Regions from separate parts of the Mus musculus genome. Here all the other regions are linked to region 1. A link is a loop called in an ENCODE intact Hi-C map of the cell type or tissue named here. Cell type or tissue: left cerebral cortex. All regions are shown on one strand. Region 1 holds the start of Abcb7 (ATP-binding cassette, sub-family B (MDR/TAP), member 7). Region 2 has its middle 3.0 kb from the start of Gm33486. Region 3 holds the start of Uprt (uracil phosphoribosyltransferase). Region 4 holds the start of Nexmif (neurite extension and migration factor).

What was found. A loop is a pair of places that touch in the nucleus more often than their neighbours do. Peaks named below come from ENCODE experiments on the same cell type or tissue, not always from the same donor. Only the 100,000 strongest peaks of a DNase experiment are listed, where the experiment ranks them.
Region 2: a loop joins it to region 1, with 2.7 times the contacts of the local background. A loop is called at or near these places in 2 of 42 quality-filtered maps.
Region 3: it touches region 1 in a loop (5-fold over the local background); 10 of 42 quality-filtered maps call a loop at or near these places.
Region 4: a loop joins it to region 1, with 13 times the contacts of the local background. A loop is called at or near these places in 5 of 42 quality-filtered maps.

Annotation. Positions count from the first base shown.
Region 1 is chrX:104,412,417-104,414,916 of GRCm38, reverse strand. Abcb7 (ATP-binding cassette, sub-family B (MDR/TAP), member 7) reads left to right here and starts at 1,071. Exons shown (of 16, transcript NM_009592.1): 1 at 1,071-1,260. The coding sequence starts at 1,093. In left cerebral cortex, a CTCF peak has its summit at 1,098; a DNase peak (open chromatin) is centred at 1,054; H3K4me3 peaks cover 1,727 bases; H3K27ac peaks cover 1,384 bases.
Region 2 is chrX:105,005,623-105,008,122 of GRCm38, reverse strand. No RefSeq gene overlaps it. Among named protein-coding and RNA genes, the nearest start is that of Gm33486, 3.0 kb to the right of the region's middle. In left cerebral cortex, a CTCF peak has its summit at 1,423 (motif pointing right); a DNase peak (open chromatin) is centred at 1,498.
Region 3 is chrX:104,481,808-104,484,307 of GRCm38, reverse strand. It overlaps Uprt (uracil phosphoribosyltransferase), which reads right to left and starts at 1,505. Exons shown (of 7, transcript NM_001081189.3): 1 at 959-1,505. The coding sequence starts at 1,347. In left cerebral cortex, no CTCF peak of the experiment used is centred here; DNase peaks (open chromatin) are centred at 703, 1,043 and 1,544; H3K4me3 peaks cover 1,354 bases; H3K27ac peaks cover 766 bases.
Region 4 is chrX:104,199,814-104,202,313 of GRCm38, reverse strand. Nexmif (neurite extension and migration factor) reads left to right here and starts at 1,130. Exons shown (of 5, transcript NM_001077354.3): 1 at 1,130-1,681. In left cerebral cortex, a CTCF peak has its summit at 1,208; DNase peaks (open chromatin) are centred at 139, 568, 1,165 and 1,774; H3K4me3 peaks cover 2,295 bases; H3K27ac peaks cover 1,639 bases.

The DNA.
Region 1 (2,500 bases):
ACTTACCTGCCTTGTGTAAAAGGTTTGAAAATGAGCCTGGTGTAGTTATGCCTGCTTTTAATTCCAGCAATCCAGAGGCAAGGACAGGGGGACATTGGAATTTGAGGCTAGCCTGGTTTGCATAGCAAGTTCCAAGTTCCACAGTAGCCAGGCCTTTATAAAGAGAAGGGAGAGAGAGAGAGAGAAAGAGAGAGAGTGGGAGAGAGAGAGGGAGAGAGAGAGAGAGAGAGAAGTGTTTAAGGAGAGATTTTTGAGAATGCATTAATGAAATTGTACCTTCTTGACTCCAGGTTTTCAAGTAGCATTTATATTTGGAAATTGTTTCCCACCCAGATACTTGTAAACATATTTCCATGGTATTTGGTTTGATTATAGTGCTGACAAAATAATACAAATGTGTCTTTAAATATGCAGTTTACTATATAACATGTTCACTTACCATCCACCTAGCAGTTTTTAAATAAGGGACTCTGAAGAAACCAAAGGGAAGAGCTACAAGGAGGCAAATTAATGGAATGAAATATGTGTGTACCCCGAGAGCTCCTTGTCCCAACAGCAAAAGACCAAAGGCAAATCAGGAAAATAAAAGGTTTTACAATGAAGGCGGCGACTCTCACTTGTGAAGCCTTCTCCAGGGGAAAACTTGTCTGTACTTTAATCCTCAACGTTAATGCACAGGGAGAATGAGAGTTATGCAGAGTGGAGCATGGCATTGAGTTGGAGACAAGAAAGGAATCGAATGGCAGACAAGATAGGGTTGTCATATTTACCAAAGCAACACTTGGGACATAATTATCCCAATCATTTGTTTTTTATCTGAAATAACATTTAAGTGGGTAATCCTGTATTTTATCTGGCAACGCTAAGAGAGAAGAACAATGGTAGTCTGATGGTCTGGGCTGTGCAAGAAAAAGCCCGAGTCACTGGGGGGAAAAAGAGTAAAGCTCTACTTAAGCACAAGCATCTTCAGACACAAGCTATTTCCGGTGTCGGGCGCGAGCGGGGGGAGGGGAGAAAGCAATGAAAGCCGCGGCACTCAGTCCGCCGGCGTCCCACAATCCTCCTCTCTCGGTTCCTTTTTCCTCGCTCAAGATGGCGCTGCTCGCGATACATTCCTGGCGCTGGGCAGCCGCGGCGGTCGCTTTCGAAAAGCACAAGCATTCGGCAGTTCTGACCCGGGCTCTAGTCTCCATGTGCGGCTCAGGCCCGCGATGGAGTTCGTCCCAGCGCGGCGCGTCAGGAAGCGCTCGGCTGTCCCAGGTGTGTGGCCGCGCGCTTGGGAGAGCAGGGTGAAGGACAGGGGAACCTGGTAGGGAAAGGGTTGCCCTTGTGACCTCAGGTCAGAGGGAGCGCGCCTAAGGAAGATTGTCAGGGCGAGCTCAAGAGTGGCGGCGAGGGTAGGAAGTTAGGGTTAGGAATTGGAGGCGGAGAGGAAGAACACGTTTGGGGACAGCAGAGAGCCGGGAGGTTTCAGGCACGGGGCACCTGCAGTGCCGGCGTCCTGTAGGGCTTTGCCGCTTGTTTTCTAAGTGGGTGGCAGACGGGGCTGCTTCCAAAAGTTCCTCGTGGAATTTGGTGCTGAGCGGCCCGTGCTTCAGAGTGTACTAAAGCGGGAGTATGCAATTGCGAGTGCACTTCAACAGGACAGAACGCCACCTATAAACAAGTAGCACATTTAATTGGTACGTTAACTCCCTCAACTGACAGGCGAGCTCCCTCGGAGGCAAAAACCATAATTATCCTTTTCTCCAAAATGTACACTGCTCGAAGACAGACGCTTTGTTATCTTTTGCTATGACTATTCAATTACGTTCTTTGTGCATTCCCTTAGTGTGGCAGTGATTATGCTACCTTGGAATATTGGCTACCATTAGCTCATTCAATAAGAGTTTGTTTTAAAAAATCGTCTGTGGTACTTGTACTTCAGTTTGTGGTTTTTTTTCCTCATATATTGGCAATATTTTAATTGCCACCACGTGTTCGTCAGTATAACCTTAACATACTGTCATTTTTGTTTGGAAAGCAGTTTCTTAAATTATGACTCCCTGTCAACAAATATTTAATGTCTACTACTACTATAATCATAAACACTGTTTAGATAACAGAAGTCAAGAGAAGCATACAGTTAGGCCTTCAAGGGTTGAGGTTTGGTTTGGTTTTTACAGACAAGGTCTTGTTTTGTAGTCTCGTTAGGCCTTGAGTGTGTGATCCTCCTGCTTCAGCCTACCGAGTACTGGGATGACAGGCATAAAGTGACAAGGATTGTACAATTTTTAAAATTGAAAAATATTTGAAATCGACAAATAATTGTGTATATTTGTGGAGTGTGGTGTGATATTTAATACATGGATGTAAGTGATCAGTTTAGAGTAATTGGCATAGTTTGCATCCTGAACACTTGTTATTAGTATAGAGAATAATATTTTAGAGATGGAAAGAGTCTGTACTATAATGCTATGGAATGTCAGTGATTAGATCAGCACTTTTTTTTTTCTTTTAG
Region 2 (2,500 bases), 590 kb before region 1:
ATCCAATATGCATATGACAGCTGTTATAGACCCTCAAGTCCTAGACATTCTTTCTTTAGCTTCTTTGTGTTTTCAAAGGCCTGTTGTTTGCCTCCACTTATGACAACATGTCTCAGAGGACTGTGGCTCTCTAGTTTTCCTGCAGCTCGTGCGAGCAGTACTGAATACTCCCCCCCCCCCCCACACACACTTAGTTCCAAGTTCAGTAAAGATGAATGCTAAGTACAGTAAAGATGAATGCCTTGAATTTTTAAAAAAGGTACAGAAAAGCTGTACACAGTAACATGAAAATTGAGTGTGCTCTACTTCTTCCTGTTCAAGGGAGAGAACTGAGTGCTAGGGCTGACTCTTTAAGACCAAAACAAGCAATCACAGAGTTCTCCGGAAAGGATGTCATGCAAGAGTGGGTCCAATACCACTACCTATCAATTTGGCGATGCCTTTTTTATTTGCTTGGCTGATGCCAAGTCTTTGGCTCTTTCCCAGACTCTGGCAATGTTGTTTTAAAGAGCCTTGGCTTGGACTTGGTTTGATTTGCTTTGATTTCCTTTTTTTTTCTTTCTGAGAAGGAAGACAAAGTAGATCAGTGGTTCTCTGCCTATGGGTTGGGATCACATTGGCAAACCCTTATTTCCAAAAATATTTAGATTACAATTTCATAACAGTAGCAAAATTACAGTTAGGAAATAGCAACAAAAATAATTGTATGGTTGGAGATCACCACACGGGGAACTCAAAGGGTCACAGCATTAGGAAGGTTGAGAACCACTGGCTTCTTCATCCACAACTTCATTGTCGTCCACTCTAACCTTCTAGGATTATCAAGGCTGGTTTCATTAGTGCATTTGCCTTTTGGCTTTGCCTTCCAAGTCCTTAAAGGTACAAGGTCTTTTACATTAGTCATGTCTTTCTATCATCCTTGGATTGGCAGAGGAGCAGAGGGTCTTTGATAAAATTCAATGAAGCACCAATCTTTACAAGGGAGAGAGTGGAGCATATGAAAACATTGAAAATGTCCTTCTCATTAGTGCAGTGTAAGGCAGAGACAGTGGCAGTGCTAGCCAATGAAGGGATCGGCCCTCGATGTGGGATAAACAAACTCATGTACCCCTTCACCTGCCATACAATGTTCTCTCCATCTCTTTGACATAAAAGCTTGTTGCTAAGGATTCATGGCATGCAGTACAGATCACTTGGTGTAAAGTCTTCCTGGAGGCTTTCTTGTTTATGGGCAAGTCAACTGAAAAAGAAAGAAAAGAAAAGGCAAGACATAGAGGGAGAAAGAAGTAAAGGAAGGAAAGAAAGAATGAAGCTAAAAAGGAAGGAAACAGAAAGGAAAGAGATAAGGGATGTAATAATGTAATAAATAATCTATTACATTATTACACATTTATCTATTCCATTAGCTTCCTGAAGATGGCAGCAGTGTTCTGTGAACCCAACCTCCGCAGGCCTTTCTCTCCAAGCACCCACCATAGGTGTGAAATGCTTATGACTCTGCCTAGCATAGATTGTAATCTTTAACAGAATTGTTTATCAGTGTGATAGCTGAAGATCTGCCTCCCAGCACTGGCTCCATTTGCATCTCTTTGATACTCAGGAAAGGAACGGATTTCTGTGTCTCAAAGCATTTCTCTTTCTTCTCTGAACAATTTTCATATCCTTTTTTCTATATTTACACCAGGATTTAATTTTGTGGCTTTTACTTTTTCTCGTTACAAAAATAATATGCATGCACTGTGGAGATTGGAATAAACTTAGAAATTTTACATACTCCCAGAGACAATGGTTTCAACATTTAGATTCATTTTTACTACCATCTGTGTAGTTTCTTGCCTTGATCACATTTTAAATAATTTTGCTCTATATCTTGTTTTTTTCCCCCATATAACTCTATGCTGATATTTTCTGTGCTGTTAACAATTCTGGCATATATTTTGAACATAGTTTTACTTTATGATTTAAAGAGTAATTCATCAGTACTATTAAATACTAGACTATGTGATTTGGACAACCCCCCAAAATATCTGTTACTAAACTTTTGGTATGTATGTTATGCATGAGTCTGCCTGATTGAGTTTGTGTGCACATAACGTGGAGCCAGGGGTCAACTTCAGGAGCCATCCACCTGATTGTGACAAGGTCTCTCAATTGTCTTTCATCTCACTCAGTAAGTTAGTCTTGCTGGCCAAAGTTCAGGCAAAAAATCTGAGTGTAGTAGTAATTGCTTGTACTCCCCAAACTAAGAAGGTGGAGATGGGCAGATCTCTGGGGCTAGCTTACACACACACCACCGGTTTAATTGTGTTAGCATTCGTCTCTCATCCATTAATCTAAACTACAGACTACATAAATCAATTTTGCAGTTTTATTTACAAAAGAATATTTTATTAGATATTTTCTTTATATACATTTCAAATGCTATCCCGAAAGTTCCCTATACCCCCCCCCACTCCCCTACCCACCCACTCCCTCTTCTTGGCCTTGACATTCCCCTGTA
Region 3 (2,500 bases), 69 kb before region 1:
TCATTTAAAGCTGCCAATAGGAGCCAGGTATGGTCTCAGGTCCAGTAGTTCCACCTACTTGGGAGGTTGACTTGTGCCTTGGAGTTTGAGGCCAAAGTTTGAGCAGCAATTTAGGAAAACCCTGTCTGATTAAAAAGAAGAAAAGAAGAGACAAGAGAAGGGAAGGGAAGGGAAGGGAAGGGAAGGGAAGGGAAGGGAAGGGAAGGGAAGGGAAGGGAAGGGAAGGGAAAAGAAAGAGAAAGAAAAAAAGGAAAGATGGCAGCTATATTTCACTGTGGTACATAGCTATCCAAGAAAATCCATATTCCAAAATATTTTAACTTTTCAAGTTCTTGCTATACTGATTTGTGGGATTAGGAGGATCCAACTTGTTCTTAGGTTACCTTTGCTGTTAACTACATTCTGTAAGTTTTCAGTAAAACTGTCTTGATAAGAGTGGAATCATAAACTTTCTGGCAACCAGGTAAAGCTGAACTCCCAATCAGTAAACAAAATGGCAAACTGCAGGAGCAAATGCTGTTGAGTCAGAGGGCTGGCGGAGCACATCATTTCCCTTGAAATTGCTTTAGTTTTGTGAGCTTGGGCTGTCGGGGTGTTAATAACCACAGGCAGTAACCATTCCTGGGTTATACATTTACCACGTGGTCGGGAACTGAGCAGATGGCATAGGGGTGTGTACCTGCCTGGCACAGTAGAGGATTGGTCATGTTTAAGACAGACAAAGAGGCCGGAAGAGGCTGAAGGCTACCTAAAAGGTTTCCTTCCTAAACAAAGCAATGTTAACCGCAGCAACTAAGAAGGGGCCACAGAAGTGTCTCACTGACTCCCTCCCTACTCACAGGCCAAAGAAAGAGGCCTGGCTCTAATCCCCAAAGACCAGTGTGCCAAATGCAAACAGAAGCTTTTTACTTTCACCCTGCAGCCCTCCGCTCCCTTTTCCCTTCCGCTCTAAGCTTACTTGTCCCGGATGATAGTCTGAAGCTCCCGGATCTGATCATTCATAGGCAGCAACTTAAGCTGAGCCCCAATCTGTCGGGAGAGTTCACAGTCCCCTAGCAGGGAGTCGCCGCCGACAGGTGCATCGTAGTTGCCACTGTCACTACTGTCACTGTGGTTCTCAGAGTGAAGATTAGTGCTGCAGCAGGCCGGAGAGTCCCGCTCCGAAAGCACGCTAGAATGGGCGTGCCCAGGGAGGAGAGTCAGCTTAGCCATAGCAGCGTTATTTTCCTCTGCATGATCCAGGACCCGGTCCTCGGCTAGCAGATGCTCGGGACTTGGGCTAGAAGTAGAGTTTACTTGCCGATTGTGACAGGGCATGGAGTCCGGACGCTGTAACTCCGAGGCCATACACGGGGCCCCCGAGCTATCCCCGCTGCTATCAAACCCTAGGGATAAAGGGCAAGAAGAAAAGGATGCGGACACGTGCGTCCTCCTGGCCCCTGGCTCCTCCAAATCTCTAACCCTGGCTGCCCTCTCACCCCTAGGCCTCTACGGTCCTTTCGCACGCTTTGCCCATACCCGCCCACACCAGACGCACTGCCGGCTTAGACACCTTATTGGCCCATCTCTCTGCCAGTCTACAGCATGCTGGTTTGTTAACTCTTTTAAGTCTTTCCTGCTTGAGAGATTATCACAGTTGCTTGGCAGAGGTGGCTAAACCAGAGATATCCCTGGTTGCTGAGTCCTCAGAAAACCCCTAGGACTTCTTGCAATCAGAACTTTGGTAGAGCCAAGAAAAGATACGGGTGGATTACACATGTAAGGCACTGTTTTCTAACTTTCTGTCTTGGCAAAGAAAACATACTTGGGTAGTTGGCTGCATCTTCAAGCTAATGGCTTATCTGTGTAACAGAAGAAGCAAAGTAAGAACAGCTAGCAGGCTGGCCTTTCTAGACTCTTCTACAAGATGTCATTTCGTGTGTGTGTGTGTGTGTGTGTGTGTGTGTGTGTGTGTGTGTGTGTGTGTTTGTGTGTGTGTGTATACAAATGTAAGGAATTTATTGAGCTTTCTGAATTTAAGATGACAAACAACAGCTTTTTTTTTCTTTCTGTATTGTTTTATTTTTATTAAGGCTTTTTTGTTTTGTTTTGTTTTGTTTTTTGTTTTTTGAGACAGGGTTTCTCTGTATCGCCCTGGCTGTCCTGGAACTCACTCTGTAGACCAGGTTGGCCTCGAACTCAGAAATCCGACTGCCTCTGCCTCCCGAGTGGGATTAAAGGCGTGTGCCACCACACCCGGCTTATTAAGGCTTTTTTATTAGATATTTTCTTCATTTACATTTCAAATGCTATCCCCAAAGTCCCCTATACCCTCCCCTTGCCCTGCTCCCCAACCCACCCACACCTGCTTCCTGGCCCTGGTATTCCCCTGTACTGGCAAGATGCCATTTCTTAAGTACGCTTGACCACTAAAATTTTTCTTACTGATACTGGTTGGGCACTGAATTGCACATGTTACTATGGCATAATTTTCATTACACTGTTTGTTCTCCCAAACAAT
Region 4 (2,500 bases), 210 kb after region 1:
AATGAGGCTGTAGGGTGGAAACAGAGAAATCTGAAATTGAGCTCTCCATGACTGGGAAGCTGGGTTGTGGCAAGGACTTGCTGGAGCAAGTGCACACAAAGTAGCTAGCTTTATTCTCTCCGCTCTAGCGTCAACACTTAATCGTTCTCCCTGGTTTCTAGTGGCACTGACCGTGGCTCTCAGGCCCCAACCCTACACCCTGGGCTTCATTGAATACTACGTGTTCCCCGGTGGGTCGCTTTCCATTCCTGTACTGTTGATTCCCAGGGCGTCAAAAGGGAAATGACCACCTAAGGAATTTTCCTGTGACAGCAGTCAGATCCCATTTCCTTCCCGGCCATATTCAGAATCCCTTTTTCTCTCCTTCACTTCCTAAAAAAACTCATCCCTTTCCAATTCTCTGCCTTGTTACAACCCTTCCAGCACAATCCACCTTCCCGGGGCTTGGGGCCTGAAGTTAAGGGTAGGTTGGATGGATAGAGGCTTAATACATGGAGCCATTCAGATATTCTTCCTGAAACTTCAGAGCGCCCCTCTCTGAACACATAACTGCCTTCAAAGGCGTGGGAGAGTGGTGTCCGGCTGCGTGTCTGCTAGGGGAAGAACAAGCCAGCAGCGCCGTGGACTGGGCGGGCTGCGAGAATGTGAGTGGGGGGCGGGGTGGGGGTGGGGAAGGGGGGTGCGCGCCCTTTATGACAGGTGGCCGCGCAGTGCGCGCTCCCGGACGTCTGAGGGGACCGCCGGGAGGGACAGACAGACAGACAGGGTGGGAGGGGGCACACACGAGGAAGGGACCGCAGAGAGGGTAAGGAAAGAGAGAGCAAGATAGGGAGGGCTGTGGTGGGGAAGGAGGATAGGGAGGGGAACGCGTCCAACAAGAACTGCTGTGTTGGAGGAAACAATGGCAGGGGCAATAGCGATGGTGGCAGCCGAGGCAGCCCCACTCTGGGCACCTTTCTGAATGGGCAGAGGCAGCTCTGGAAGCAGAAGAGAGCAGGCAGAGCCCGCAGAGGCTCTGAGCCAAGCAGCCCAGGGAGGAGAAGGGGGAGGAGGAGGAGGAAGAGGAGGAGGAGGAGAAAGGGGGGAGGAGGGGGCCGAGGCAGGGGGGGAGAACCCGGGAAGGAAAACCAGTAGCATCAGCAGCAGCAGCCACCGCCGCCGCCACCACCACAGCAGTGGCAGTAGCGGCAGTGGCAGCGTTTAGCAGTAGTGTTCCCAGCGCTAGCGGCAGTCGCAACCGCCCTCCGCGTCTCCGTCTCGCGGACAGCCGCAGCCACCGCGTGCAGAGCGGGCTCCGGGCACCGCCGCGCGCAGCCGGCGAGCCGGGCAGTGCTGGCGCGGGCGAGCGGCGCGGTGAGAGGAGCGCTGTCCTGGGAGCCGGCGGGCGGCTGTGGAGCCTCTGAGTTTCGGCGCCCGAGCCCGACAGCTCTGCCTCCATCTAGTGCGGCGGCTGCGGCGGAGCCAGAGTGAGCGAGCGGAGCGAGGCGCGTCCACCTGGCGGGCCCCGCGCATGGAGCAGAGGCAGAGGAGACGGCAGTGAGCGGGAGCAGCGGCGGCAGCTCTAGCAGCTCCGGCGACGGCGACGGCGGCGGCAGCCCAGCCTTGACTGCGACCGTCCCAGCTCGGGACGCCGGCAGCAAGGACCCACCAGCGACGTGCGCCTCGGGAGGCGGCCTGCGAGGTGAGTCTGAGCGCTGCCATGCAGCCTCCCCCATCCCCCCCGGGCCTTCTCCCTGGCTCCCCGGGCCGGCTGGAGCCGGCGGGCGGCAGCTGGGGGTGGGGGTGGCGGCTGCGAGGAACCGAGGGCTAGCCGAGCGAGGAGCCGAGCAAGGGATGCCGGCGGGGAGAGCGTGTGTGTGTGTGTGTGTGTGTGTGTGTGCGCGCGCGTGCGTGTGAGTGTGTGTGAGTGGGAGAGTGTGCGAATGGCGTGCGGGTGCTGTCTGTGTGCGGGAGGCAGCGAGGCCGCCGGGGCGAGGGAGCCTGGCTCGCCCGCCGCTGCCGCCGCCGCTGCCGCCGCCGCCGCCGCCGAGCGTGCGCTGCAATCTAGGAAAGGCCTGTGTGCCGCCGCCGGGGGAGGGGGAGGGGAAGGGAGCGGGCCGGAGCCGCCGCCACTGCCGCCGCCGCTCACACACGCCTGCCTGCCGCAGGGCAGCGGCCGCTAGCCGCCTGCCACCTCCCATCGGTTCGGTGACCCCGGGGGAACCTCGGGCGTCTGGGGAAAGTGGCACGGCCCGAGGCACGCGTCCGAGGGAGCGGGAAAACGTAGGCACGCGGCGGGCGCCGGCTGGCGTCCCGGCCGAAGCTGCAGAGGTGCGAAGGCGCCGCTGGCCGCCGTACGGACGCCTCCCCCGCCCGAGGCTCCCGCGCGCCCCAGGCGCCTCTGGCCACCCCGCGGTGGCACGGGCGGCTCGCAGCACCCGCTCCAAGCAGCCGCCGCTGGCGACCGACGAGAAGTTAGGGGCCCGAGCGAGCCTCGCCCAGGCTTGTCACCTTTGCAGGA